Linked DNA regions of Mus musculus: region 1 is linked to region 2. Evidence: chromatin loops called from intact Hi-C (ENCODE). Cell type or tissue: heart. All regions are shown on one strand. Each heading gives the region's core, and the rest is flanking DNA. Links, peaks and the distances in the headings are about the cores only.

Region 1 (15,289 bases), core at 3,444-11,443, 130 kb after region 2:
CCTCCTTCTGGGTCTCCTCCACTGGGACCTGAGGTCCAGAGCGCGGCTTCCCTGCGGGTGGCGCGATGGGTTGCGGGAACTCCACGGCCACCAGCGCGGCCGCGGGCCGAGGTAAGCAGAGCTGCGGGGCGTAGGTCCCTCGGGAGAGGGGGCGGCGGCGGCGGCGGGGGTGGGGGTGGGGGCGCAGTTCCTTCGGCCCATCCTCAATTTCGAGCCTGGAGCTCGCCTGCTTCTGGAAAGACCGAGAGGAAGCCGGTGCCCCTGTGCGGGGGCGGTCACGCCCGGATTCAGCGGGGAGGACAGTCGCCTGGGTCCTGCAGCCTGTCTCTGCATCCTTCTGGGGAGCAGAATTTCCCAGACGTGTTTCTGGTCCCTCACATCCCCTTTCTATTGGCTTGCATCCAGGCCTCACCCGGACCCCTTGGCTCCCAGTCCCTGCGCCTGGGAAAGTGTTGCTGAGCAAATCGGGACTTTTTTGGGGGTGGGGCCGAGTGCCAGTGGGTTGGGGACAGCAGCCTGCAGGGCTCTAAAAACGCATCCGTTTGGGTCTGCGTACTTAAGACCCACCCTGCTGCCCGCTAAGATTTTCATAGAGGAGCTGCGGTACCTAGACGCACAGATTAGCTTGATGGAGCTCTGGACTGGCCTCTCTTTTTGATAAATTTTCACTTAAAAATACATCCAAACTTGTCTGTGCACGACTTCATTTCGTTGATTGGCAGGGCAGGGCTTCTAGATTTTCCTGGCTAAGCCAGGCTTTGTATCAAGTAACTTACTGTAAGATTCAGACCCTCTGATAAAACTAGCTGATGTTGGGATTTGTTTGGGGTGGTGTTCTCTGCTGACGTATTTTAGCGTCTTTTTGGATAGGGTTCCCTACCTTCTCTAGCTGAGTCCAGTCAGGTATCACAGCCCACTCTAACCAGCAAGCGCAAACGGTAGTCAAATACTGCAGTGTTTGCGGAGCGGATGTGGGTGTCCAGCTATTGAGTTTTGAAACCTTAGGGATGTCACCTCCCATAGCCAAGTCCTTAAGGCTTGGCAGTTATTTTTGTGATTGATTGAAGCACTCAGGTTTGAACTCAGGGTCTGATCATTGCACGTGCTGCGCAGACCTTTGACCATCGGGCTGTATTCCTGGTATCGTTCTTTACTTTGAGATAGGGTCTCACTAAGTTGTCCAGGCATGCCCTGATCTCACTGTGCTGCTCTGGCTGGCCTTAAACTTGCTACTCTCCTAGATCCGTCTCTTTATGACCTAGGACAAAAGGCCTGCAGTACCAAGCCTGGCTGAACTTGTTTAAACATTTACAGGATGGGAACCATTGTGGAAATCTATTCAAATATTGGCCAGATTTGGTCTATCTTTTTTTTGGGGTGTGGGGCACAGTCAATGTGATACTTTTGGATTAAGTGTGTCTCAAGGGATCTAACTAAAACATCTGGGAGTCTAGGCCCAGGGAAAGTATATCCATTCCAGGTGACCTTCGTTGTTTTGAATTTAGGTCTGTCTTTGGTATCTGCAGACAGCCACTGGGAAGCAAATCTTTTAGATTCCTATAGCAGTGACTCAGCTTAGTTAGTATCCTATGCAAATGAGAGCAGGGGCGGGATTTAAGCTGGGGTGTGGCCCCGTTTCATTGCAACAAGGAAATCAGGAAAAGTGTCAAAGCGTCAAATGTCCGTTCTGAGGCTCAGTGTAACCTATCGCACGCGTGCTTGGCTGAAAGAAAAAAAAAAGAGTTGAGAATGTTAAAAAACAAAAACAAAAACTGAAAGGAGGACCCAGAAAAGATTTAGAAATGAAGAAAGTTTGGCGCATTTACATTCTTTAAGAATCTATTTTTATTCCTATGAATGTGCAGCTGTACGCTATGTGCATGTAGGTGCCCGAGAAGACCACAAGAGGGCAGCATATCCTCCGGAACTTGGGTTCCAAGCCATTGTGAGCCACTGTGTAGGTGCTGGGAACCAGACTTGGGTGATCAGCAAGAGCAGCAAATGCTCCTAACTGCTGAGCTGTTAGTTCAGCCCTGCACAGCGACATTTTATTAACAGACTGCTTGTCAGATTTGGGGCTAGAGGGAGAAGTATTGTTGTTAAGTGAAAATTGGAACGATGATAACAGAAACGTTAATGTACAAATTACATTTCAGTGGTGGGGTGGCCAAGGAGTGGAGACATTGGATTTTAGGCTGGAGATGTAGCTTTAGGTGGTACCTGCCTAACACACACAAACCCTATAGACTCTATCTTCCAAACCCAATAAAGTGGGCATGGTAGTGCCGGTCTATAATGTCTTGGTAAATATTTTAAAAGGGTTTCTACCCCACATTAAATCATCTGCTTCCAAAATGAAAGACACAAAACCTTTGTATTTATAATAAGCCTTAAAGCACTAGAGCTGGGCAGATATCAGTCCTCTATGCTGGTTTGTCTGCTTCCCTGTCGCTAAGTTCCTCCTGGGCCGGTCCTACCCCAGCAGGCCGCCCTCATGGCCATGTGCTCACTATCTACCTACCCCACGGCCATTGGTACCTTCTTTCTTCTTCCTCCCCTCTCCTCACCACAGTCTCTGACTTTGACCCCAAGCCCAGGAACCAAAGCCCCACCTACCTCCCTTCTGCCCAACTACAAGCTGTAGCCATCTTTATTCAACCAATAAGTTAAGGAGCAAGGTTTACACAACAAAAGCTGTTACCTGTGAGAATTCACTCTTCCTGAGGCAACTAGGCCTTGGGATACAGGAATTTAGCATTATTATACATAGCAACAGACCAAATCTCAACACTCCAGTCAGGAGGGTCAGAAGTTCAAGGCCATCCACACTAGTCCCTCACTTCATAGTGAGTTCAAGCCATCTCAAAATCAAGTAAACAAATAAAATAACAACAACAACAACAAAACAACTATCTGCCACAAACAAACAAAAACAAACAAACAAACCTCAAATCCTCCAATCTTTCTGCTGCTAATCTTGGTAATCCTACAGTCAGGGACAGGGTAGGAGGCTCACTCCCAAGTTCATGGCCAGCCTGGTCTATATGGGGAGTTCCAGAATAGTCAGACTGTCTCTTAAGGGGAAAATAAAAATCCTATTTCTTGGGATCAAGAAAAAAAAAAGATTCTCTTTGCAAGCATTAGGTTGACTTTTCCCCTTTTGAGTAGCTCTCTCCCTGGGTAAAGGGAAGTGCAGCTCCATCGGAAAGGATCCCTCCGAGTGCCCGTCCTTAATGATCTGCTTTTGTTTGTGAAGGACAGGCATGCTAGAGCACGCTGTTCTCTGGCTTGCTCTTTGCTAAAAATTACTTTATGTTCAGAGAGAGCAGGGCAGGGAGTGGTACATCCCGTAGACCGGAAGGAGAGGACGCTGTGAGGGGGCGTGTTGGCGACATCATCGCTAACCAGGCTCTGCCCTTGGCTTTGAGAAGTTCTTCTCAAACAGTCCCCAGCCTGTGTGTCCAGCTGGCTGCCTTCGGCATTTGGTCATTGTTATTTTCTGTCTGTCAGCTGGTGGTAGGAATTTCGGTTTCTGAAAGGGAACACATCAAGATGAGACGTGGAAGAGCAGAGAGGGATACCCCAACACAGGGATGGTTGCTCCAGCTGCAAACCGTGGCTTTGCTATCACAGTCAGTAAGGGCCGGGCTGCAGACCTGTCCCGAGCCTGGGAGATCCCGTGAATGGATGAGGCTGTCCTGGACCTCTAGGTATGAACTGAGTGTAGTTTTTAAAATGTCCCAGGAATCCTGCTTTCAATATTTCATACTTTTCAGTAGCCATACTGAAGAAAAAGAATGTAATTAAAAAGGCAAATGGAGATGAAGGAGAGTGACCTTGGACTGGAAGCTCAGGCTTTGATAACTGTTGCTGGCTGTGTTGCTGTGGGGGGGCATTTGGCTATGCTTTTCTGAGCTCTGGTTCCTTTATCTATATTGTGGTGGTATAATTGGATGTACCCTGTTTCCTAGGGCCTATGTGAAACTCCAGATAATGGATCGAAACACTCTGTAAAATGAGATTACCGTATTTGCAGTAAGAAGTTATTAGTACGTTGAAAAAAAGGTGGCTTCTGGAAATGTTTTTCTATACGAAAACGACAAATATGCTTTTGTCTCAAGAGGTCTGAAACCATGTCTGTCTGTCTGTCTGTCTGTCTGTCTGTCTGTCTGTCTGTCTATCTATCTATCTATCTATCTTTGTGACAGTCTCTTCATGTATCCTGGCTGACTTAGAACTTGCTATGTAGACAGGGCTAGCTTCCAGTGAAGCTCATTTTGTTCCCCACATATCCAGGCAAATCCAGACACTTATTTCTCTTTTCTCCCAGCTATCTGGACCACTGACTTTCTTGGCTGTAGCCTAGGGAACTTGGCTAGTATGACAGATAGACATGCTGCATAGGGGCTGAGAACATGTGAGTCTGTATGCCACATCAGTGGAGAAGCTGGGGAATGTGGTCTCACGGCCATGGAGACCCTGTCACTCTTCAGATTCCCTGTGTCCTTGACTTCAAGCTTACCCATGGCCTACCGCTGTGCAGAGCGCTGTCCCAGAGACTACAGGACAAGGGAGGAGCTGCCAGCAAGAGATGATTGGAGATTGGAGTCCAGTTTTCTGGCTGTTGAGGAGCTAGATGTGGAAGGCTTCGTCTGTGAGAACAGTCGCATGGGACAGGAGAGCAGTGGATGGTAGAATGCACCAAGAGCAGCCGAGCGACAGGGCTCATCAGAGAAGGCTTCCTGGAAGGGGAGTTGAGTTGTTGATGCTGATGGTGTTGTGAGACCCCTTTGAGTTTGGAAAAACTCCCCATTTTAAGGGTCTTATTCTTTCTTTCTTTTTTCCTTCTGGTGTTGGCTGCCCAACTCAGGACTTTGCTCGTGTTAGGCAAGCACTGTACCACGGCACCACAGAGCTTTCTTCCAATTCTTATTTATTTAGTTTCGGGAATGCTTGATCCTCTTGCCTTGTCTCCCATGTGCTGAATTCCAGAATGTTCCCCGTTGCTCTCAGGAACAGCTCATTTTACTATTTCCACAGGAGCACTTTCTCCCCATAGGAGTTTTGATCTTTCGCAACTGAGAGCTATGGAGGGACGGCTGTTTGTGGTTTCTGTTTTGTGGTGTTTTTTAGCATTTCTCCTGAGAAATGGCTGTGCAGAGTGCTCTGTTTGGATAGTTATTCCCATACAGGGAGCCTTGGCGGGGGGCCCTTGTCCAAGCAGCCAGGAACTCATACTGTGTGTTAGTCTTCCAGCTCTTTCCTCAGGAGGCAAAGACTGAAGTCCAAGGGATCACTCAGTCCTTTTAAAAACCATGGGGAGGGCCATGCAGAGTGGCACATTCCTTTAATCCCAGCACTCAGGAGGCGGGGGCGCCGGGTCAGGGGCAGGTAGATCTCTGTGATATTGAGGCTAGCCTGGGCTATATAACAAGTTCTAGGCCAGCCCAGGATTATATAGTGAGATCTTGTCTCCAAATAAATGAATAAATAATAAATTACGAAAGGAAAGGAACACAGATCGCACAGAGGGAAAGCTGGGGAAGTGAGTCAGTTGGTCGAGTGCTTGCCTTGCAGCCTCTGAGACCTGAGTGTGGACCTCAGAAACTCCGTCAAGAAAGCTAAGGGGCTTTTACACATTACATCCAGTAGCGGATGGACACAGATGCAGAGACCCACACACAGTCAAACACCAGGCAGAGCCCGGAGAGTCCTGTGGAAGAGTAGGGGATAGAACTGAGCTAGAGGGAGGGGAGCTAGCACCACAGGAAAACCCACACAGTAAACCCATGGGGGCGCACAGAGACGGAACCATCAACCAATGAGCATGCAGGGGCTGGACCTAGCCCCGCCCCTCCATATTTCTAGCAGATGTGCAGCCTGGTCTTCATGTGAGTCTCCTAACAAGTGGAGGGGGCACTGTCTCTGACTCTGTTCCCTGCCATTGGATCCCCTTCCCCTAGCTGGACTGCCTTGTTGGGCCCCAATGGGAGAGGATGAGCTTAGTTCTGCTGGGATTTGATGCTCCAGGATGGGGTGGTACCTTCTCTGAGGAGAAGGAGAGGAGTAAAGGGGGAGGGGGGAGATTTGTAAGGGTAGGGAACTGGGAGGAGAGGAACGAGGGAGGCTGTGGTTGGGATGTGATGTGAATAAAAAAATAAGTTATGGAAAAAGAAACAAACAAACAAATAAAAAAAGAATAGAAACATACAAAATCCCAGCATGGGGTTGGGGGAAAGGAGGAGACAGTAGGATCTCTAGGGCTTGTTGGCCCCTCCAGCTTTCCATACTTGGCCAGTCCCAGGCCATAGAGATCCTGTGACTAGAGAGGGATGGCTCCTGAGGAACACCCACCTGAGGTCGACCTCTGACCTCCACGTGCACACATATGCCTGCAGTCACAGGAGAGTGTCTGCTCACATACACAGTTCATATAAGTATATACTATTAAGCGAGTCTTTGGAATGGAAGCCAGAAAATCCCTTTTTTAATGTAAGTCAGAAATTTTCTTTAAAGCTCCACCAGGAACCTGGGGAGATGGCTCTATTGTTAGAGGGCTTGCAGGTGGATGTGTGAACGGGAACCCACGTAAGTGCTGGGTGGGCGTGGCGGCCGCCTGGGTGAGCGTGTCAGCCACCTGTGTTGGTTTTCTCCTTCTCCACTTTATTTTTTTAAGTCAAAGCTTTTCACTGAACCTGGGCTCACTATTTTGGCCAGGAAACCCCAGTGAGCCTTCTGTCTTTGCATAGAGTACTCCCTCACCCCCTGCTGGCCAATGGTGGGATTACAGGCAAGCTGGCTCTCCTCAGTGAACAAGGTGGAGAGAGATAGTGAGGAGAAAACTTGACCATGGTCTTCCACATGCCTGTGTATTCATGCATATATGAGCATGCATACACACACGCATACATGTGCACACACACACACACACATACATGAAAAAAAAGTCCCAGCATTCCTAGATATCTTCAATATCCCGTTTCACTGTGAAATAAAGGTTTACCTCCTGGGCAGTTTCTTTAGAAGCATTTGGCATGTGACATTTGCATAAGTCAGTTGTATTTCTTACCAGAGATAGCTCGTGGGCAACCATCTGGCCTTGTTTTTATGGGCAGTTTATTGTTATGATGCTTCTGATTTTTATGTAACAGTGGTCAGGAGGGGAGGAGCTTAGCAATCGCCTTATTTATCAGTGTACCTGGGGAGCTAATGTAATGCTTCGGGGTCCAATTATCTAGATTAGTCATCGCTTTGTCCTCAATGAGCTGAGTAATTGTATTCCCTTTACTGTAACCACGAAGGTCCAGCCTTTCCTGGTGTCTGCAGATGGCTTGATGGTGTGGAGGTGAGGCCGAGGTGCTTAGCATTAACCCATGCCTGGAGGGAATGATAGGAGACGTTGATGCTGTCATCAAAGTGGTCGAGGACAGCTTGCCTTGTTCTCTCCTCCTGCCCTAGGGTTAGAAAGGCCTAGAACCTTCCTTCTGCTCTTGTAAGCAGAGAGCGCTGCTTTCTCTCTGAAGCACATTGCTGTCTTGTCTTGTCTTCCTTCCTTCCTTTCTCTTTTCTTTTCTTTTCTTTTTCTTCCCTCCCTCCCTCCCTCCCTCCCTCCCTCCCCCTCCCTCCCTCCCTCCCTCCCTCCCTCCCTCCCTCCCTCCCTCCCTCTTTCTTTCTTTCTTTCTTTCTTTCTTTCTTTCTTTCTTTCTTTCTTTCTTTCTTTCTTTCTTTCGACAGGGTTTCTCTGTGTAACAGATCCCTGGCTGTCCTGGACTCAATTTGTAGACCAGGCTGGCCTTGAACTCATAGAGATCTGCCTGCCTCTGCCTCCCAAGTGCTGGAATTAAAGGCTTGGGCCACTACACCCAGCCTCTTTTGTCATTTTTATCTTGTGTTTCCTTCCCCCCATGGAACATTCTTCTGAGACCCCCTTATATTTTATTCATAGCAATATCCTGGGCCTCTAGACCAGTTTCCAAACTTAAACGTTATATTTCAATCAATGGATCAATCCGTCAATCAGGTGTGTGTGCAAGAGTGCATGCACGAATGTGTGAGTGTTTGAATGTGTAAGTGTGCGTGCATGAGTGTGTGTGTGAGTGTGAATGTGTGTGTACAGGTATGGTGGCCAGATGTTGGGGTTCTTCGACTCTGTTGATTGCCACCTTACTTTTTATGACAGCCTGTTAATGAACTCGGGGCTCAGATTTGAACTAAACTGGCTTCTGTGACCCTCTTGGCTCTGCTCCTTGGCAAATCCTGGGGTTACAGGCATGGCCTGCGGTGTCTGGCTTTCACTTGGGTCCTGGGGATCCAAATCCAGGTTCTTGTGCTTGTAAAGCCCAGACCCTCAATCTCAAAACTTTTAATGGGATTTTTTTTAGCTTTCTAAAAATTTATTTGAGTGAATATGTTTGAGAAACAAATAAGAAGGAAAATGAAGTTTTAAATTGTGTGAGCACACGTGCCCTGAAGAAGTAATTGGGAAAATGAACTGCAACTGTGAACAATTAGGAAAGCCTGCTCTGCAAGAAGTGGGATCTGACTGGGTTTGAAGATTCTGTAAAACGTGAATAAATAGGATATGGAAGAGTGGTTTTTGTCTCTTGACTTTTTTAGGGTGTAGGGGGTCCAGAAATCAAACCCAGGGCTTCATGAACGCTGGACAAGGGTTTAAAGTCCCACCTTTAGCTGGAGGGCATCTCTAGCGTCCTATAGTGTCCTGAAGACAGATGTGGCCTTTGGGCATGTATTATAGGTAGTGAGAAGCCTGGCTTGGCTGGCTCCCTTGTATTCTGAGATGGGACAGAAGTAGGAGGGCTGGGTCTGGGGCCGTGAGGGGAAGGAGAGGCACCTCAGCACTGAGAGTGTGGGGTTTGGAGCCCAAAGGAGCCCTGCTTTCCCATCTGTCTGTTGTGACCTTGGTCAGCCTGCTTAACCTGTCTGTGATATCGTTTCCTCGCCTCTAACCTTGGGGAAATAACAACCGGATCTTTGCAAGAGTAAAGCAGTTAATGTGTCTACCCTGTTGGAAAGAGTGCCTTACCCACTGGAAGTGCTGAGAGCCTTCACAGTGCTAGTGTCCCACAGGGAAAGGCATGAGCCACAGAAAGTGTGCACTTACAAGAAGGGTCAAGATGTTGGAGTGGAGCTTTTCAAGTGCCAAGAGTGCCTTGGGCCAAGGCCAGGGCACAGAGGTCCTGAAGTCAGTCCTGGAGACTGGCTGAGGGAGGATGCAGGGGGGATGGAGAAGGAGAGGAACAAGAGGGATGGAGGAGGAGGGAGATGGGCAGGTGAGAAAGCTGTTTGGACTGGGTAGCAGCAAGGAGGGTGGTCGCCCACTGTGAGAGTCAGCTAGGAGGGATGGGGGTCGCATTCGGGGAATGGAGAGGGACTGGTTACCTCCGTTGTCTCAGATAGGCAAGAACATGATTTTTCCCTCATTCCTGTTATTCGTTCTCTGTCCTCGGAGCTGACACTGTGACCACATGAGAGGCTCCTGAGGGTGGTCCTGCCGAGTCAGTTCCACTGTGAGGGACTTTCCATGGACGGTCATGGATGAGATTACGTTACAGTAGCTGAATGGTATTGTTTTACCATTATCTGGCTGCCTTTGGTGTGTGTGTGGGGGGGGGCGTATGTGTGTGTGGTGTGTGTTTGTGTGGTATGTATGTGTGTGTGTGATATGTGGTATGTGTGTATGTGTGTGTGTGGTGTGTGGTATGTATGTGTGTGTGTGATATGTGGTATGTGTGTATCTATGTATATTTGTGTGTGTGGTATGTATGTGTGTGTGTGATGTGTGGTATGTGTGTACGTATGTGTATTTGTGTGTGTGTGGTATGCATGTGTATGTATGTATGTATCTATCTATCTATCTACATACATATGTATGGTATGTGGGTGGTGTGTGTGTCTGGAGGCAGAGGAAGACACCAAGTATCCCACTTCATTATTCTCTACCTTATTCTAGTCAGCCTCTGGCTGAATCTGAAGCCTTGTTGTCTGAGTTAGACTGGCTGTGCAGCAAGCTGCCGCCTGTCTCCCCCCCTCCCCCAATGCAGGGGTTGTAGTTGTGTGTGTGATCATGCCCAGCTTTCATGTTTTGCTGTGGATTGGAACTAGGGCCCACATGGGTCTGCAGAGAACGTTCTTGCCAACAGAACCCCCTCCCCAGGCCCCCAAGCCCCATAGACTTCGTTTGTTTTTCTTTTCCTTTTTCTTTTTCTCTTTCTTTTTTTAACCTCTAAAGTTAAAGTGTTTAAGAAGAACCTAGAGTCAAGGAGTTTTTCTGTGAGAGCATTAAACTCATCGACATGACTGCCTATTTCTGGGACACATTGACCTGAAATTTTTCTGTGTTATTGGAAGAAATACAGCTTATGAATCTGTATTGTTCTTTCTGGGGGAAAAAGAAACCCGAACTCCAAGCCGTCATTTGAACTAATGAGTGGTTGTTTTCCTTCTTTTGACCAAATTGAGACTATGATTAGGTTTAGTACCAAGACTGGTCAGAGGAACCAGTGTGAAGTGTTAAAATGAAGGAGGATTGCTTGTTTTTCTCTGCATGTTTACACAGCTCTCAGCAGGATTTGTCTTTTGAAAAACAGTGAGACATTCTGCCTGTCTTTATTGTTTCCCATAAGCACCAAAGTTATTTAGCTTTCTGATTGCTTATACTTGAAGGAGAGTGCCTTGTAAGATGCACTAGTTTTTTTTTTTTTTCTAATATGAAAATGCATGCTATTTTTTTTTTTTTTTTAGATGGGAAAAGGAGCTGGATGTGGCTGAGAGGTAGACCTCTTGGGCTGGGTGTGGCTCAGTGGTAGACATCTTACATTGGGTGTGGCTGAAAGGTAGACCTCTTGGGCGGGGCATGACTCAGTGGTAGACATCTTGGGCTGGGTGTGGCTCAGAGGTAGACCTCTTGGGCTGGGTGTGGCTCAGAGGTAAACCTCTTGGACTGGTTGGGGCTGGGAGATAGACCACTTGAGCTAGGCGTGGCTCAAGGTAGACATCTTGGATTGGGTGTGGCTCTGGGGTAGACCTCTTATCTGTGGTGTTCAGTGGTAGCACTCCTGCCTGGCATGCATATGTTCTGCTTTTGCTACCTAGTGCTCCACCGAATGGGAGGGAATTCTCTTGGCTCATGTATGCAACCTCTCACATTAACCAGTGTGTGAATTTGAACAATTCTAAGAACGTTCTGGGCAGCCTGACTCATTCTTCATACTCACTCTGTATGGAGGAGCATCTGCCTATGGGATGCTTCCTTCTAAGCATGGAAGCTACCGGGATAAGGTGGTGTCTTGCATCTAATTGGCTTGGTGGGTTTGTTTGTGTTCTTAGAAATGTGAGACATGTCAGGGAGAATGTATTCTTCCCAAATATGAATTTTACTGTGTGTGGCTGTTTGAATATACTTGACCCACAGGGCGTGGTACTTTTAGGAGGTGTGGCCTTGTTGGAGAAAGTGTGTCACTGTGGGTGTGGGCTTTGAAGCTCCACCCAGTGAGGAAGACTCAGTTTCTCCTGGCTGCAGTTAGATCAAAGTGTAGAACTGTAAGGTCCTCCTGCACCATGCCTGCCTGGATGCTGCCATGCTCCTTCCTTGATGATAATGGACTGAACCTCTGAACCTATAAGCTAGCCCCAGTTAATTGTTGTCCTTATAAGAGTTGCCTTGGTCACGGTGCCTGTTCACAGCAGTAAAACCCTAACTTAGGCATCATGAGTTTCTTTTTAAAAGTGAAGCAATTAATCAACTAATTAATTTAGTGGTGGTGGTAATTGAACCAGGCCCTCGTTTATGCCAGGCAAGTGATCTAACACAAAGCCATGAAACCTCAACCAGTAGAATTTAAAAACTTTTGAACAGCACCGTGTGTGTGTGTGTGTGTGTGTGTGTGTGTGTGTGTGTGTATGTATGTGTATGCCTTAGCATGCTTTCGGAGGTCAGAATACAGATCATTGGTGTCAGTTCTATCTTTCAACTATGTGGGTCCTTAGATACTCAACTCAGGTCGTCAGCCTTGGCTGCAGACATCTTACCCCCATCCCCATCCCACCCCCGAGCCACCTTGTTGGCCCTGGAAGTGCGTTTTAAGGTGAGGAAAGACAGGAGTAAGGTGATGTCATATTGAGTGGTCTTCCTTAAAAAGCTGTCCCCATCCCCTGATACGTGAATGTTCCCCTTTTCAGACATATAGATAGCCAAGTGAGGGACTTCCTGGCAAGGTGATGATACTAGATGGTCTGATTGGGCCCTCAATCTAATAAGAAGTATGCTTGCTGCCACACAAGAAATCCCAATGGCTTTAAGATCAAGCAAATTGGTACTTCAATAGCAGATCATATATATATATATATATATATATATATATAAATTTGGTTTGATTGAGTTTGCAGTGCATTTTTATGTGGCAAACTTTTGATTTCAAGAACTCATGGATACAGTAATGAAAGTGTAAAGGAGAAGGTGAAAACTATTTTGGTAAACTTGTGACAACAGCTCACAGCTCACAGCATGTTTCAGTCTTAAAGGTAGTTACCTTCAGAAAGAAACGGGCCTCTTCTGTAGGTTACGATTTCTTTTCCATATAAGACAGACCTTCCCTCCATTTCTTTAAAAAATAATTTTAAAGATCATTGTATTTATTTTATGTGTTTGTGTGAGTGTGTGTGTGTATTTGCACCGTGCTTACCTGGTGCCCTCTAAGGTCACAGGGAGGTATGGACTCTCCAGGAACTAGAGTTAAGGATGTTTGTGTACCATCATGTGGATGCTGACTGGGAACAGGGTCTCTCTTAACCACCAAGCCCTCTCTCCAGCCTCTCCCTCTGTCTCTTGTGTCTTTTAAGGCCCATGGCATTAACTCACAAATCCTGTTAAACAGGGAAGAGGCAGTCTGTCAGAAAATGAAGGTTTTAGTTGAATAAATTATAAACCAAGTTTATACAGTTTAGAGCAAATGGGGTTTTTATTTTATTTTTTGCCACTTTGAATAATTCTGATCAAGGCATTTTTGACATAAATTAGATTAGAAATCTTGATCCCATTTATTGTAATTATACAAACATGGTTAAAATGCTACAGGAGGTCAGACACTTATATATGTTTTTTTATTGTTTTATGATCTGATCCTTTTTCAGGATAGTGGTTTAAAATTTCACATTTATGTACCTATGGACTCTGATATTTTTGCCACAGATTTCCAAACATTACACAGTTATCTTAAGGGAAAAAACATCTCTGAAAAGAAGCAGGTGTGAAGGAGTCATAGTCTCTGCACCCTAGTTGTTAGCTGACCGTGTTATCTGGTTTCTCAATGGCAATTCCTTTCCTTTCTGAAAATGAGGTTCAATTGCTCTACAACCCTGCTGGCACCTGGGGTGAACTGTGGCTGGGTCCTTCCCCTTACCCCAGCCACAGCTACTAAACACACACACACACACACACACACACACACACGCACCACACACACACACACACACACACACACACACACACACACGCACGGGTGTGCCCGCCATTTTCCAATAAGGCATAGCTATAAGGAGATGCAGACTTTGGGAAGGTGACACTAGCCATTCCCGCTGAGCCTGCTTGGTTGGGCACCGGCAGTGAGCCCAGCAGGGAGAGGCTCTTCTGGTACCCAGAGCCTGGTGCAATCAGGGTGAAGCAGATTGAGACTTCCTGATAGCTGATTGAAGTGGGTGCCGATTACACAGCATGCTGCTGGGTGGTTGTTGTTGTTTGTTTGTTTTTGTTTTAAAAAGAATTTGGCTACTATGCTTTGCCTTCCAAGCCTGCTCTGTCTGCGCAGGGTGCCCCCATTCTCTAGACACTGGAACATAATGATTCGGTGACTGTTAGACAAACACTGGAGAAACGACTCCACAGGAGACAGGAGACAGGGAGTTGTCTTCCGGTTCTGTGCTGAGCCATCCCTGGGATGTGTCGTTGTCCGTCCGTCCGTCCGTCCGTCCCCCCCCCCCCCCGGCAGTCTGTGATAGCGCCATGTGCTCTTCAGCAACTGTGGCCTCAAGATGGGTTTTCTGTATTAGAGATTCTGCGAATCAAAGTTTCTCCCACCTCTGGATGTCCCCTCCCCCACCACACAAGGAACAAGAATCCACTCCCTCTCCGGCTTCCCGTGAATGAAACTAAGGAGAATATTATTTCTTTCTGGTCTTTCTTCTAGATCCTCTGCTGGTTTCAACTCTGAAAACTACTCTTTCTTTGAGGCACTGATTGTTTATTATTTATTCGTACTACCAAAAAATCCTCTCGCTGGTTGTTTGTTTGTTTTTTTATAATTTAATTTTAGGTGTTTTGTATGTTTAATTTTAGGGTGGTGTAAAGGATTTTAAATTCCAAAGTATCTGTCTCTGCCTGCTTGACTCCCTGCCTGCTTGCCTGCCTGTCTCCTTCTGCACGCATGTAGGCACGCACGCACTCGCACACTTTATGGAGGGAACTGAACTTGCGTTCAGCCTGGTCGAGTCACATGGCATTCGGTGTCTTCTCCTTAATTACTCACCCACTTCGTAAGCATGCCTTCCCTCCTTTCTCTGGAACACTGTGACCATTTTCATTTCCTTTGAGAAGGACAGTCTTTTTGCCCTTGTTTGATTCCAGAGGGGAAACGAGGTTTCACATGGTATAGGATGGCATAATGTCTTAGCTAATAAAGGTAGGAGCCACGCTCCCAGGCTTTCAGATAGAGGTGAATGCAGGGCACAGAAGATCTGTGAAGAGCCCTGGCCTGTGTTTGGTCTGTGGTGGTAAGGGGAAGGGGCTAGACTCAAGAGAAATAGACTCAGAGTGTGCATGCACGCACAGATTCACACATGCACACACACACACACACACACACACACACACACACGCATATTCCATCTAGGAATTTCCGATTCATTTAGGTATTGGGTATAGTTTTTACAAGTACTATCACACCAATACAAATGTTTTTCTTTCCCCCCTAGGTCCAACAGGAGCAGTTAAAGACACGTGAGTACTTGACATTTTGGTATTATAACCTCTGTCTCTGAGAAAAGCTGTTTTTTGTGGTTCTGACTTTTAGGAGTCTAGGCGTGGCTGACAAGACACAGGAGACTTTCTGTGCTGTGCGCTTGTAAATGTTACCATTTGATTGACAGCTAAGCTACTATTTGAAGGATGTTAGCATTTGCAACTTTCCCTGTTAGCCCTTCAGTTACCCTGGCATGCTAGCTTAGAGTGTTTAATAAGAATCTGTTTCTCTTTCCACCCCAACCTGTGCAGAGATTG
Region 2 (15,289 bases), core at 4,892-12,891:
ACTCTGGTGGGGTGAAGGAACCTCACACACCTTATTCTTTGTAGAAGAGCCTTGCTCAGCATCATAGTTAGTGTCTCCATTTCTATCAAACCTGACATGGAAGGGTGATTGTCTTCTCTGAGGAATAGATGGTTCCTTTTTTTCTGTCATGGAAATCATGAAATTTCGTTACAGGAACTAGGTGATGTTTAGTTTTATGGGTTTTTTTCATAAATTGAGATGTATAATATTTTCAGAAAATAAGGTGGTGCTTAAAATGTTTTTTATTTTAAAGTACCCCTCTCCATCTTTGTCACAAGTGAGCAGTTCATGTGGGTAGACACTTAAGTGAAGTAGTTATTCTTGTCAGTGTTGCATATGTTAAATGTTACTCTCCAGGGTTAGGTATTAGAAGCATATCCAGGTATCTTTGAATCTGGACACTTCGTGTATTTAAGCCATAACTTGTCCATACTGTTGTTTGGGTTCTTGCTCAAAATAACATATCCCGGCAGATGCATCTGAACTGTGAGCTGGGACCATGTAAAGTGACAGTTGTGACTTTGAGTTTGCTAAGGCATCTATCTCATGGCACAGCAGACCGAGCAGATGGCAGGTGGGCTATGGAGCTGCTCTGGGGCCTGCAGCATGAAGACAGCAGGAGCCTCCCTGGCCTTCAGGCTCATGCTGTAGCGCTCTTGTCTTGTTCTTCAGGGACTGCTTGATGGCGTTACTCACGTGCCTCGTCAGTTTTCTTTTTAAGACTGTTGGGCTACAATTTGCTTAGTGATGAGAGTTGCTTAAATTAGTTACATTAGTTTAATAACTGACATCTGCTCATGTATGATATATACACATGACAGTTTGCACCAAGTGCCAAGGATTTGTTTGCACAAATAATAAAATGTTGTTTTTAAAAAAAACTATAGCCAAGTAGTGATGGCTCACACTTTTAATCCCAGCACTCAGTGGCAGAAGTAGGAGGCTCTCTGAGTTCGAGGCCTGCCTGGGCTACAAAAACAAAACAAAAAGTAAATAAAAATAAATTATGAGCTGGGTGCAATGGCTCATGCCTGTAACCTCAGTATTTCAGGGGCTGACACAGAAAGATCACTGAGTTCAAGGCTACCCTGGGCTCTACATTTGAGCTCTAGACCAGGCTGGCTTGCAGAGCCTTGGAGAATAAAATGAGGAGCAGGGAGACTATTCAGAGGGAAATGCTTAGAGAACTTGAGTTCAGGTTTCCAGCATGCATGTAAAATCCAGGCATGTCTGCAAGCCCAGCCCACCCATGGGGATTCACTGGCCACCCTGTATAGCTAAGCAGAGAGCCCCAAGGTCTATTAGAGTCCCTGCTTCATGGGGCAGGAGAGCTGTCTCCACAGTTAAACGCGCTGGCTGCTCTTCCAAATAACCTGGGTTTGGGTTCACTTCCCAGCACCTGCATGGCAGTTCACAACCATCTAACTCCAGTTCCAGGGGATCTCATGCCTTCTTCTGGCCTCTGCACCTGCCATACATTTAGGCAAGTACCCATACCCATAAAATTAAAAAATTAAATTTAAAAGATGAGGAGAATGATAGGGGTACACAGCCAGTGTTTGTTATCTGGCTTCTTCCAGATGTGAGTGTGTGCATGCATTCACATACATGTGTACATGTACACCTATACCACACACACAAAGGAAGTAAAATAAGTACTCAGTACTGCTGGCTAGGCACTCACCTGGGCTATTCAGACTCTCACATTCTAGCTGCATTTCCATCAGTAATGGCAATACATCACAAAGGTGATTTCCTGTGTGATCAAGATGGATGGAAGATTTCTCTACATACTTAAAAGTAAACTAACTAGTATAATTTGTGATGTTAGGAAAACGTTTTATAGATACAACTTTTTAACTGACATTTAGTACTATAGCTTTTCTCATATTTATTATCTTAAAGTTGACATAATTTTTCTATTGATGTTTGTACTTGTGCTTTCAGAAGAAACTAAAACAAGCAATGGAGATGGACCCGAGAGCACTGTGTCTGCAGATCCCGTGGTGAAATGATGGTGTGCAGTCGTCAGACGTATCATGATGCTTTTCCAGAGACATGGATGCTATGGCGTGCTTGATAAGTTGTCATTTCCCAGGTCACACCTAAGGAGACTGTACGGACTGCTCTGGCTCTGGAGTCAAGTCCACTTTATTTCTGATGCTCCAGCTTTCAAGGGCCGAGAAGCAAACGGTAAGACTGGATCTTTGGAGTGTAGGCTGAAGGCGCCCCTGTGAAACTGCCATGAAGCTGGCGAAGGGCAAGTCCAGATCCCTAACCCATCGCCTCCCTTCCCTGTACTCTGTGTGTGTTTGTAATTTGTCTGTGTCTTTGATTCATGTTGATCTCAAGTCATGGGAAAGTCAGTGCATATGCGGTACACAGCCAGTAAATAACGCAGTTAAAAAGAGTTGAGCCTGAAAGTCATGAAGCATCTGTATCAGAGACTGTGTGAGGATGCTAGACATGAGCAGACTGTTACTGCCTGTGCACAGCGTGGCCAGCTGGTGATCCTTCCTGTGTTGTTGGATTCCACGTGACTCACATGAGCTGCTGATGTCTTTGGTGAGACATTTTATAATAGTTTACATTGCTTTGGGAACATTTATCCTCCAACAATTGCTTTAAATTTAAGATTTAATACTCAAAGAAAACTCAGATTAAGCCATAGACGGGACCCACTTGACATTTCACTAGGTTTGAAGGCACTCTGTGATACTAGGGAAGAAAAGAATGAACTATCTACAGCCAAACTCAGGTTTCTTCATTACTTTAAATTGAAATCTTGGTGGCAGTTTAGACAGAATTTTACTTTAAATCAAGTATAATCTAAGATATAAGATTAAATAATAACTGCACTATGACAGGTGTTCAGAAATATACCACTGTGAGAATGAAACTAGTTAAGTCACTTACTGATTTTAAAAGAATGAAAGACTTTGAGCAAATTTAGTTCCCAACAAGCTACTAGCTTTATTTTTGTAAAGGTATGCTAGCTGATAGTTAAATGGATTAATCATGGCCTTTTTTGAACGTATACTAAAATGATGCCTTTGGGATGGAAAGGAAGGTTTAGAACTTTAAATATAATACAGACCTTTTTTGGGAATTGCTTGTTTTTTATTGCATTTACCTGCTTAACCATTTCTTTGGATACATCTTGCATGTAATCCTAACACTTAGAATTCTGACATTCTTCCTTGGTTCCCGCTTTTGGAGTGGAGATACAGTGCCCAACCTAGACTCAGTGGTTGCGGTCAGGGCAACTGTCTCAGCCCAAGCTAAATACTTTGACTGTTAAGTCAGAAGAAACAGAATAGATTGGAAATGGTTTTTATTATATAAACATGGCTTATAGAATTATGAACAAAGAATGGATTAAAGGCATTTAATGTTTGTAATTGATACTAACTGTAGAGATGGCCCTAAAGCATGCTGCATAATTAATAATTTATATTTTCATTATTATAAATGTTTATATTAATGATACTGGATTTGATTATATCAAATTAGTCACCATTTTATAGTACCAATATTTCTGTCTTTTTCTTAAAAATGTTCTTTAATTATTCCTGAACATGAGAGTTCACATATTCCTTGGACACTTAAAATGGGAAGTGACAGGTAACTGTTTTAACTTTAGTTAAAAATAATGTCACTGGGGCTGGTGAGATGGCTCAGTGGGTAAGAGCACCCGACTGCTCTTCCGAAGGTCCAGAGTTCAAATCCCAGCAACCACATGGTGGCTCACAACCATCTGTAACAAGATCTGACGCCCTCTTCTGGAGTGTCTGAAGACAGCTACAGTGTACTTACATATAATAAATAAATAAATCTTTAAAAAAAAAAAAAATAATGTCACTGTAGTCTGGATAAATTATAATAAGTTCATGTATTTGAAATAAAGTCTCTGATGAGAGAAATATTTAAATGGTATTAAACTGCTGAGCAACAGGGCTTCAGTATGTTCACACCTGGGTTACTGTATACGTTGGATGATGGTTTTCTTTTGCTAACAATATTTTTTCAGAAATATTGTAATTTAAATATTAACATGAGTGTTTTGTTGTAAATTCACAGAAAACTTAATGATGTTCAAATTCTCAGGAATTAAGAACTAACCATAACATTGTCAGTTCTGATTAAATTTTGTAAAAGACAGCAAGTTTGTTATCTCACTTGAGTGGGGTTCTCCTTTCCCTTGGCTCAAATAGAATACAATACGTATAATAAAGCATTAATAAATATAATTTCAAAACTGTCCTTCCATTGGATGCTTAAGGTCAGAATTGAATGTTGTCAGCCAGTGGGTTTTCAATGTGCTTTTGCTGGTGTGTGGAACTGCGGATTGAACTAGATAGTTGTCTGCTCCTTGACCCTGTAGTACTTGTTAATCTCTTAGGTTCCCTTCCATACATTATGTGTGATCTCTTTTAAAGAATTAAATATATCACCAGGTGGGTGGTGTATGCTTTAATCTCAGCACTAGGGAGGCAAAGGTCTGAGAGCATCTCTGAGAGTTCAAGGCCAGCCTGGTCTACAAAGTGAGTTCCAGGACAGCCAGGGCTGTGACACAGAAAAGCCCTGTCTCAAAAAACGAAGAAACGAAAACCAAACACACAAACAAAAAGGATATAAACATATGCACCTAGACAAAAACAAGCATGAATTGGGATTGAATGCTTATGTATCACAGATAAAGACTTTTCTTGATCATTCACAGGTCGCTACTCTTAAAACCCAGCATGAAGTTACTTCCTTTCCTACTCCTGGAAAGGGAGCCTGGGTTTCTGTGACATGTTATAATTAGCCATTGTTCCTGTTTACAAATAGGACCTGTTTTGAAATTGTAATAAATAAGGTTTTTATTTTTCCCTTAGAGCGAGTCTTACTGTAGCTCAGGCTGGCCTGAAACTTAAGAGTTGCTTTTTGGCCTCTCACATGCTGGGGTTACAGTTATGCACCACCACATGCAGCTTACTTAGCATTACACTGATAAAATGGAGGTGTGGGCTTACTGCTACGAGTGTTCCTCACACTGGGCTGCGGGGTGGAGTAATTCTCTTTACAGCATTTGTGACAGACATTTCAGAGTGTAGTCCTTTTTTTTTTTTTTTTTTTTTTGCTGAATGTTTTTGTTTTGAAACCAAGGCCTTTCAACATTAGGAACAGTTTAATAGAATTTTAAAAATTTCAAATGAAAGAATGCTAGAACAAGAAGAAATCTGTAGACATGAAGCAAAGTCATGGCCCTACGTAGATGATGATAGCAGAGTTAGAGTTCAGCTCATAAGTAAACATGTAGTTACATATAAAAAAGGTAAGTCAATGGATTCACCCTGTTTTAGTGCAGTGGGTTTTTTTACCACTTTGCCTCTTGGGAATTTCCAGTTCCCATCAGTGAAAGTATACCCAAGAATACAGGTGAGATTTATCTTCCAGGTCATACAAATATTTCATAATTTTGCACATGTTTAAGAACTATATAAACATATTTATAGATCTGTATGTAGTAAAATATTTTTAGTAATGCTATTAAGGTGAAGGGCATTAAAACATTTATAAGCATGGCCTATATAAAAAGCATTATTAATGTATTTAATCCTTGGAAAATTTGGACAAAAGGTAAGCATTAAAAATTACTTACCTCTGATATCTGAATACCTTCAAACATTTGGAAATTACTTTGTGTCTGAGGTTATGTAGATATCACATGGTAAGTGGTTAAAAGTGTAGACTTTGGAGCAAAATGGATTCAAATGTCAGCTTGCCTAGAAGCAGGTTCCTGACCCTGTCTGGGCTCCATGTGCACCAGTAGAAGTTGGAACGATATAGTAGTATTTAGATCAAAGGCTTCTAAGGACTATGTTTTTTGTTTTTTTTTTTTTATAAAGCATTCTCTATATAAAGAGGTAGTACTTTAGAGCTAGGCATGGTGACATATACCATATTCTATATTCTAGTGTTAAGGAGAAAAGCTAGGGGGAATCTTGAGTTTGAGGTCAGTCTGGGCTAGATGGTGAGACTGTATCTCAAAAAAGGAAGAAACACTACTCAGTACTTACAGAGGTTTAGTTCCTGTGTGTAAACGGCTGTTAATATTAACTAGTGTAATGTTTAGGTTGTTACCTCTCTTTCCATTGGTAGAAATACATTGGGTGTATGAGTGTGGTTGTTACTAATCTCTGGTAGTGGCTCAGCTAGTTGTTGACAGTGTAGTACTATTCCCTTTACCATTAAGGTGTTTGTGTGTTGGGAGGAAGGATTAGAACACCTATGAACACTATTTGTGTAGGAATTATTTAAAAGTATTTAATCCTTGTAGAATCTGCATAAAAGCTAACCTTAAGAAGGCAGTCAGAAGGTGAAGGCTAGCCCATACTGGGAATGGAAATTGGCAGCTAGCTGGCTTCTCATAAGGTCTTTCTCATCTTTCAGTTGGGCACATGGTATGGTAATCTTTCAATGCTTTTCATGCATTACCATGAAGTTGAGACAAAGAACCAAGCCACCCACTGCTTCTGGCTTAGATGATATGCGAAATACTTGAGAAGCCACAGGTAGGGTGAGACTCAGTCCTTAGAAGTCCCTAAGGCTGCTCCACCTCCTGTGGGATCTGGTGGCAATCAGTTCCTGCTTCTAACAGTTGTTTTCTCCAGTAATAAAATTCAGTTAATAGAAATGATCTATTCTGATTTTATGCCTTTAAAAATGGAGTATTCTGAAGTTCTTCCATGTTGATTCACGGCTGCAGGAAACTAAGCTTTCCTTCTCTCATAACTGGTTACATGCACTCCAGTGTTTTCTTCTGTCTGGTACAGTGACGTCATTTTCATTCATGTCTTGGGGCGGGTGCTGGGACAGCGCACGTGGAGCTGATCCCGTGGGTAAGATGCACTGCTTTATGCCTGCCGTCTACTGTGTGTGTGCAGCTTTCCCTTCTTGGTTGAGACTGGGCATGTTTGTTTCCAAGCCCAGTAACTCTCATGACTCTATATCTTAACGGTCTTCTCCATATTTAGGTGCTTGGTCCTGCCCTTGGTTGTGTCTTTGCTCCGTTTATGTTTTCATTCTGTCATGGTTGTCGTTGGATGTTTTAGTACAGTCTTTTTAGGGTTACCTCAGGGCTTGCATGGCTTGTTTTATTTTAACCGGTCCGTGTAGTGCTGTAGTGGGTATTGCTGTGGATGGTGCTAGGAATTGAACTCGGGGACTTGGTCATGTCTCTGAGCCACAGCCCCGCTCTGGTGTTTTACTTCTCAACTGAGTTATCACTGAGTTTTGTCTATTTGACCCCTCACTGAAAAGCTGTAAACAAGAAGTTTAAATGCATATATCAAAGGGGTGGGTCCTTCTAACAGATCTTATGTGGTTCTCTTAGTTTGGGGTGGTAAAGGATTTTTTGTGTCTTGTTTTGTGACATATGCATGAGTAAGTGTGTGGGCGCCTTGGCTTCCAGAGGTTGATGTTGGGTGTCTTCCTCAGTTGTTGATAACTGGACTGAGACTGGATGGCTAGCAAGCTCATCTAAGGTCCTTTGACTTACACAGCAAGCATGTTACCCACAGAGCCAGCTTTCCAGCTCCTATGTTTTTCAAGACAAGATTTTGTTGTTTAGCCCAGGCTGGCCTTGGACTCATCCTTCAGCTGAGTGTTGAAAATGTAGCTATGTCACTGTCACTGATACTCAGGCCTGATGACAGCTGTACCTCTAGCACTCAGAAGCAAGACTGCAAGGCCAATCTGGTCCACATACCAAGACTTTAGTTTCCTTCTAAGGGTGGTCTATAAACTAACCACAATAAGCAGTTTGAGATGAAACAGTTTTTATTGCTAAATTATTACAAAGACAGGTTGTTGAAGATGGTTACAATTAATTTATGCTGCATGATTTCAAGACCTTTACTTCATAATTAGGGGTTGGAGATTGGTCCAGGACCCCACGAACCAGAAACATCAAGGTAGAAACCAGAACTTCAAAGACAGCCCCACAGCCAGCTGAGCTTCAAGTGAGTTTTAAATTAATTGGTCCCTTTGAGGAAGGTCTGGCTCAGAAGAAACAGGAACTAGTAGAACTGTCCCTTGCTCACAGTGAGTAGCCAGAGAAAGCATCTAAGAGGACCTGAAGCTTTTGAATGAAAGCTGGTTCAGAAAGGTTCTGTTGTAAAGGCTTTGCTGTCTGTTTGAGACCAAATTGCATAGCAGTGCCATGAGGTCCAGGCATGAGACCATTGGGTTATAAATATATAATCTTCAGAATGACAGGCACTTAAAACTAAGTAAAATACAAAAATAGATCATATTAATAGGAACTATTTAGTATTTAACAAATTGTAAATCCAGGGTTTTACCATTTATAAAAGGATCCTAGGAACTGAAGCGCTGCTATCCAAATAAAGTGAACAATGCATTTTTATAGCTCTCGTTCTGGGTACCCAACAGTCTGAAGCAAAGACTTACCACAAAGCACCTAAAATAGCATTTGTAGAGTGTAGGCACGCTCTCACCCATTTCTTATTGTCTCCCTCCCAAGTTTCTGTGCCAGGGCATCCAAGGGTACACTCCGCACGTGATTGTCGGTGTTCTAAATTCAGGTCACTGTGCCTGTACGGCAGAGAAGTTGAAAACTGCTTAAGGAGTGGCTCTCCTTCCCACGTGCTCTGACCCCCGATGCCCAAATGAGTTATGCTTCAGATTCTGCGCCTCTGTTTTCACTTGGACTTCCGCCAGTGTCATCTGCTTGATCGTTTAACAGTACATACTTTCCATCATTGGTTAGTGGTACAGACAGCATTAATCGAGCCAGTGCTTCTGGATCCTGAAGTTAAGAGAGTTTAAGAGAGAGGGGAGAAAGAAAAAGCTTAAGATGCACTTGAACCTCTGGCTTGGCTTTCAGTGCTGTGAGCTGTAGTCCCATTCCTTCTAACTCTAGTCTGTGCTGTCATCTGAAGACTCGAGGATTACATCTAGATTCCCAGGGGCTTTCCTCTGGGCAATGCGTGCCTCCTCCAGAGTCCACATGGCAACACAAAGCTTCACAAAACTTGCCTTGTATATCGTTAAAGCCACTTGGAGTAGGCAGAAGCTGTGCAGGAGCGCACTCTACTGCCCTCGCCCTGCTCACGGTGGTTCTTGCACAGCAGACTGCTACAAGCAGGCGTGCACACTTCTCACCTAGACCCTTGCCTGCTGTCTGTCTACTCGGCAGCACTTCCCGCTGTCCAGGCTTACATCAATCACCTAACGGCTTTTTAGGTGAATGGAAGACTGCAAACTGTTGAGTAGCATAGAGGTCTCCATCTCTGCTCATATCTAGTAAGCGCCTGGTTGGTGGTTGACAGGGCTGTTGCCTGTCACCAGCCTCTAGGGACTGGGTGCTAGTGCAGATGAAGTAAGTATTGTGTCGTAGTTTGAAAGAGAAGAACCCTAGCCAGTTTGAACACAAGCGAGAGAATTAGTAAAGTGATGCTGCAACAGTGCTGTTAAGAGGAAAGGCGTTACCAGACAGTCACCTGAGCCAGAGCACAGGCCATAGCACGGGGTGGGAGGTGGGGGTGGGGCTGGGAGGGTTGTTTTTGTTTTAGGGTGCTTTTTTTTTCTGAATATTACTGTGTCTACAAATGTCTTGGTTACTGAAACAGCCCTAAAATGCATCTTACCTTTTGAACCTCAATAATTTCTTTCCCCAAATTAATAGCATAGCATATCTGAAAGACAAGAAAATAGTGTTTAGCCAAGATAGGAAGAGGTAAACAATTGTAGAAAACAGTATGTTCCAAGGAGCACAGTGAGCCCTCTGTCTGCTCACACCTAGACTGGAAGACGGGGTCTGCTGCAGGAGCCTCGTTCAGTGGCGCTGTTATGACAACAGAAATATCCCAGGGAGTGGAAGACCCAAGTAACCTGCTGTTTGCAGTTCTTAGCGGGACGCTTTCCCCCACATGTTCATATACACTGTGATATATGAACAAATACTTAATGACAGGGCTGGTTTTGATGAATCTGAAGGACCAGCTGAGGGCAGTGCTTGTCATACAAAGGAACACTTTTGATGCTCTTTCCTTGGCTTCCTCTGAGACTGTTTTTCTATTTCTCTTTCTACTTTGCTTTAATTTCTTTAAAACTGGTTCTCAACCTGTGGGTCACAACCTCTTTGGAGCTTAACTAATAACCCTTTCACAGGGGGTCACCTAAGACCATCAGAAACAGATATTTACATTACAGTTCATAACAGCAAAATGATAGTTAGGAAGTAGCAATGAAAGTACTTTCATGGTTGAAAGTCACCATAGCAATCATTAGGAAGGTTGAGAACCACGGCCTTAAAAGAACAAATTAGAATGCTTTTTAACATTTCATGATACGAAACAATTCTATCTAGTTATTAGGGTTGTTCCCTTTCAGTGAGGCCTTCTTAGAAGGTATTATTGTCTGAATGTCTGGATGGAGGCATAAACAATTAGCCAGGTATTCGGATGGACAGTGAAAACCCCAGGCCCTTGGAGAATAGCCTTACTGAGGTACAGGCAAATACCTTTTCTCCTTCTGAGTTGCTTTCAAAAATGTATGTGCTCAGAGACTCTTCTCCTGTGGACTCCGGCACCCGGATGACAAAGCCAACCAGTCTTTTGTTTTCTTGATGAGCAGCAAACTGTGTGACACTGGTAAGCTCAAACTTTTTGAAGAGAGTTTAGGGGAAAGACAGGACGAGACAGAATGAATAATTACATAACTGGAATTTAAAAACCAACAACATTGTTTTCTATGGCAAAGCTGAGGATGTACTATATGGGGATGGGATAGTCATGGGACTTGGAAAGTTATCTTGTGCCTAGGACGGTCTCCAGGGGCAGAGGAGAACTGAGGTGTGATTATGAACGTTAAGATGTAACAGGTACTTACACAGGCCCTTGACACTTGAGTCTGAGGATCTATCAACCTGAAATTGTAAGAGACTCATTACCATACACATGTTGTTCATAGGAGTTAAATCCCACAAATATCCCATGTACGAAGAGTAAGGCCTGCTTGAGGGAAAGATAAGACAGTCCCAACAAAGAATTCTCACTGAGGAATACCGAATGGCTGAGAAGCACCTGAAAAAATGTTCAACATCCTTAATCATCAGGGAAATGCAAATCAAAACAACCCTGAGATTCCACCTCACACCAGTCAGAATGGCTAGGATCAAAAATTCAGGTAACAGCAGATGCTGGCGAGGATGTGGAGAAAGAGGAACACTCCTCCATTGCTGGTGGAATTGCAAGCTTGTACAACCACTCTGGAAATCAGTCTGGCGGTTCCTCAGAAAATTGGACATAGTACTACCGGAGGATCCAGCAATACCTCTCCTGGGCATATATCCAGAAGATGCCCCAACTGGTAAGAAGGACACATGCTTCACAATGTTCATAGCAGTCTTATTTATAATAGCCAGAAGCTGGAAAGAACCCAGGTGCCCCTCAACAGAGGAATGGATACAGAAAATGTGGTACATTTACACAATGGAGTACTACTCAGCTATTAAAAACAATGAATTTATGAAATTCTTGGGCAAATGGATGTATCTGGAGGATATCATCCTGAGTGAGGTCACCCAATCACAAAAGAAGTCACTTGATAGGCACTTACTGATAAGTGGATATTAGCCCAGAAACCTAGAATACCTAAGATACAACTTCCAAAAAACAAGAAAATCAGGAAGGAAGACCAATGCGTGGACACTTCATTCCTGGAATTTTACTTGGAATTTTCTGTAAAATTCCTGGAATTTTACTCGGCAGCCTGACCACTCTACACGGCTGGCTGTGACGCTAAAGGCCATTGTGGGAGAAGGATGGCTCAGTGGGTCCGAGCACCCGCTGTGTGAGACACCCAGCATAGACATTAACAGCCGTGTGTGGCTGCATGCACCTGCCCTAGCCGTGAGTGGAGCAAGGTGCCAGCTCAGTGAGACTTAAGGACCAAGGTGTCGAGGGACAGGAGCAGACACCCAATGTCTGTCTCTGGCCTCCACCTGTGCCCAGAGGGCACATAACACACCAAAATAATGAATAAATCTTTAATGCCTTTTAAAACATGTTTTAGGTTGTGTCTGCTAATGCCGGTGTTTCTTGGCACTGCATTACTGTGTGACTTGCTGCTACTGTAAACAGATACATTTCTATTATGTCCTTCTGGCGTTAAAATTAATTGACATATGGTGTCATACTTTTTGAGGGATTGATGCAAATTTCACAGGTGAAAGCAAAATACAGTTTGTAAAAAATGTCTACAATAAGCAGATATGCAGAGATAGTTTTAGATTTAAAGCATGTGTCAATTTGTACAGAAGCTTTTTAAAGTCAGGGTTTTATTTGTCAATCTTAATTCTCAGGAATAAGATCCCTAACAAGTTTTTTTTTTTTAAAGAGATTTAAATAATGAAGTAGGTTGGCAATAATGAAGTAGGCTGCCTGATGAGTGTGTTCCCTGGGATTCACTCACCAGAGTCATCTTCTGGCCTCCTGAAGAATGTGTACACACACAAATACTGAAGAATGAAGCTAAGTCCTGGCTGCCTTTTCTCCAGTTGGCACACATTAAGTACTGTCAGTGTGCTACTTCAGTGCAGGAAGAGTACCGTGCAGTGAGGACTGAAGAGATGCCACACCAGGAATGAGCCTAGGCATAGCATCTAAACCCGTGCTACACCTCTAACTCAAGCAACCACGACACGCGTGAAACTGACCTGATTGGTATTGTTAGAAATACCATGACACCAGATAAAACATGTCTGCCCAACTAAGCAGGCAGCATGTATTGTGTGGCTGCAGAATGGCCTGTAACAGCCTGTGCCTAGAGCCTGACCGCCCTCCCAGGCTCCTGCCTAGCTGCACATGGATGCTGCATGGCTTCATAGATTCGTGTTCTCTGTTGCTGTTTTCTAAAAACTATATTCTGAGATGACAAGATGACTGCATAGCTGTGGCATCACTGGGGACAGTCCAGGTTTGGACATTGCTAATCTGGAAACTTAGGTTAGAAATATATAGATAATGAAACCACAGTGAAAATTCCATACCATGAAACTTTGTTTCTGGTGAAAAATTATTAAAAATAATTTGTAGAGTAACTGTGTATGTATAAGGTACAAATGAAACAGATTTTATGTGTAAAATTGGGTCCCATCTTCAAGATATCTCATTTTGTGTGTATGTATGTATGTATGTATGTATGTATGTATACATGCATGTAAAATTACTTGAAAAGAGAAAAAACAAAGTCAGGAAGAGTGCTGGCCCAAGCATTTCAGTCAGGACTAATCTATATTCACTGATAACAGGGATCTGAAGACAGGTTCCTGCTGGCTTCAGTCCTCTCGACCCCATCTTCCATGTGCTGGGATTGCATACATGCATTACCACACCCAACCCAGCTCTGGGTCAGAATGTACCTTTTATTCTATATATCAAAATGCAGAAAGGATTTTAACATTCCAGATGGGTAAGCATTCTTTACCCAGGGAGGAATGAGTCTGAAGTGAACTGAATGTACCTCAGAGTTTGACTGGTGACCATGAGATGGGATTCGGTCATGCGGAAGATGTTGTGAATAGCTCGAGCAGCCAGTACTTGTCTCATTGCCTCATAAATCACTTCAGCCGTGCTGTCTGTCTTAACTGCCATTGATCCCAAAAACCGAACGATGAACATCTGCTGCAGAAGAGAGTCTGCAAGAGAACACGCTGCACTCAGCATCGCATGAACACAGGTATAGGTGAAGACTTGGGCTGGCTTTCAACAAGCCCAGTGTTACAAAAGCTCTGACCCCTTACTGTCTGTATTTGTCTGTGGAGCTTCAACAGACTCACCCTTGTTTTTCCAGCTACAAAATGCTGAGTGGTGACAGATGAACATCCTGTCACTCAGTCTCAGTGAGCCTTTCCCACTGCCTCTCAGAAATTTGTGGGCCATTGAATAGTTATGAGAAATAAGATGTAATACTGGGCCACATTTGATCCATACACATTTTTATTACCACAGAGCCAAAGTTACATCCTATAAATGAATGGAAAGATTACCAATTTGTGTTTAATGTGTCTTTGGGACACCCTGCCCCTAAGTGTTCAGAGTGGAGCCAAGGCTTTGTGCTCCATTAGCAAGTGTCCTACTCCTGGGCTACATCCCCAGCTCTCAGAAGTTGCACAGGCTGGCCTTGGACTTACGCTGTAGCCCAAGCAAGTCCTAAGCTCAGGGCTTTTTTTTAAAGCTATTTTTTCCTTATTTGTTATTGACTGATTGATTTACCAGGACATTTTCTTTTTTTTTTTTTTTTTAAAGATTTATTTATTATTTTATGTAAGTACACTGTAGCTGTCTTCAGACACACCAGAAGATGGAGTCAGATCTTGTTATGGATGGTTGTGAGCCACCATGTGGTTGCTGGGATTTGAACTCTGGACCTTTGGAAGAGCAGTCAGGTGCTCTTACCCACTGAGCCATCTCACCAGCCCAGGACATTTTCTTAAAGCTAACTTTCTTTCTTTCCTTCCTTCCTTCCTTCCTTCCTTCCTTCCTTCCTTCCTTCCTTCCTTCCTTCCTTCCTTCCCTCCCTCCCTCCCTCCCTCCCTCCCTCCCTCCCTCCCCCCCCTCCCTCCCTCCCTCCCTCCCCCCCCTCCCTCCCTCCCTCCCTTCCTGATGGTGTTTTGCCTCCGTGTATGTCAGTGTACCACATGCATGCAGTACCCTTGGAGGCCAGAACAGAGTATCTGTTCTCCTGGGACTGAAATTCCGGCTTATTGTCAGCACCATGTGGGTACAGAGCCCAGGTCTTTTGCAAGAACCACCAGTCCACTTAACCACTGAGCCATCTCCATACCTACTCACTCTCCCCTTGCTTACCCCCAATAGCTGGTACTACAGGCATTTGCCATAGGCCAGGGTCAGTGGGGGCATAGTCTAACAGTACTGAGCAACAACTGAAAGATGATTAGAAGACCCCATCCTTGTTTACAAAACTAACGTGCTAAAAACATGCTACACGTGGTCTTTTTTAAATTTTTTTCTTTCAAGACCGGTTTCTCTGTGTGGCCCTGGCTAGCCTGGACTTGGCTTTGAACTCAGAGATCTGCCTGCCTCTGCCTCCTGAGTGTTGGGATTAAAGGTGAGTGCCACCATGCCCAGGTCTGGAGTTAGTTTTACATAAATAGTTTTATTTGAGGCAAGATCCTGCCACATAGACTAGGTTGGTCTTGAACACAGTGACTCCTGTCTCAGTCTTTACAGTT

What was found. A loop is a pair of places that touch in the nucleus more often than their neighbours do. Peaks named below come from ENCODE experiments on the same cell type or tissue, not always from the same donor. Only the 100,000 strongest peaks of a DNase experiment are listed, where the experiment ranks them.
Region 1: it touches region 2 in a loop (5-fold over the local background); 3 of 42 quality-filtered maps call a loop at or near these places.

The regions. Positions count from the first base shown.
Region 1 is chr10:83,722,924-83,738,212 of GRCm38, forward strand. 1500009L16Rik (RIKEN cDNA 1500009L16 gene) reads left to right here. Exons shown (of 6, transcript NM_001145198.1): 1 at 1-111; 2 at 14,986-15,010. The coding sequence starts at 66. Among named protein-coding and RNA genes, the nearest start is that of 1500009L16Rik, 7.7 kb to the left of the region's middle. In heart, for the core only: a CTCF peak has its summit at 6,773 (motif pointing left); DNase peaks (open chromatin) are centred at 3,478, 5,808 and 6,768; H3K27ac peaks cover 306 bases.
Region 2 is chr10:83,592,203-83,607,491 of GRCm38, forward strand. It overlaps Appl2 (adaptor protein, phosphotyrosine interaction, PH domain and leucine zipper containing 2), which reads right to left. Exons shown (of 21, transcript NM_145220.2): 17 at 13,558-13,732; 18 at 10,924-10,960; 19 at 10,556-10,696; 20 at 9,681-9,728; 21 at 7,831-8,839. The coding sequence ends at 8,705. Washc4 (WASH complex subunit 4) reads left to right here. Exons shown (of 33, transcript NM_001033375.2): 33 at 1,969-4,271. The coding sequence ends at 2,036. Among named protein-coding and RNA genes, the nearest start is that of Appl2, 49 kb to the right of the region's middle. In heart, for the core only: no CTCF peak of the experiment used is centred there; a DNase peak (open chromatin) is centred at 8,749.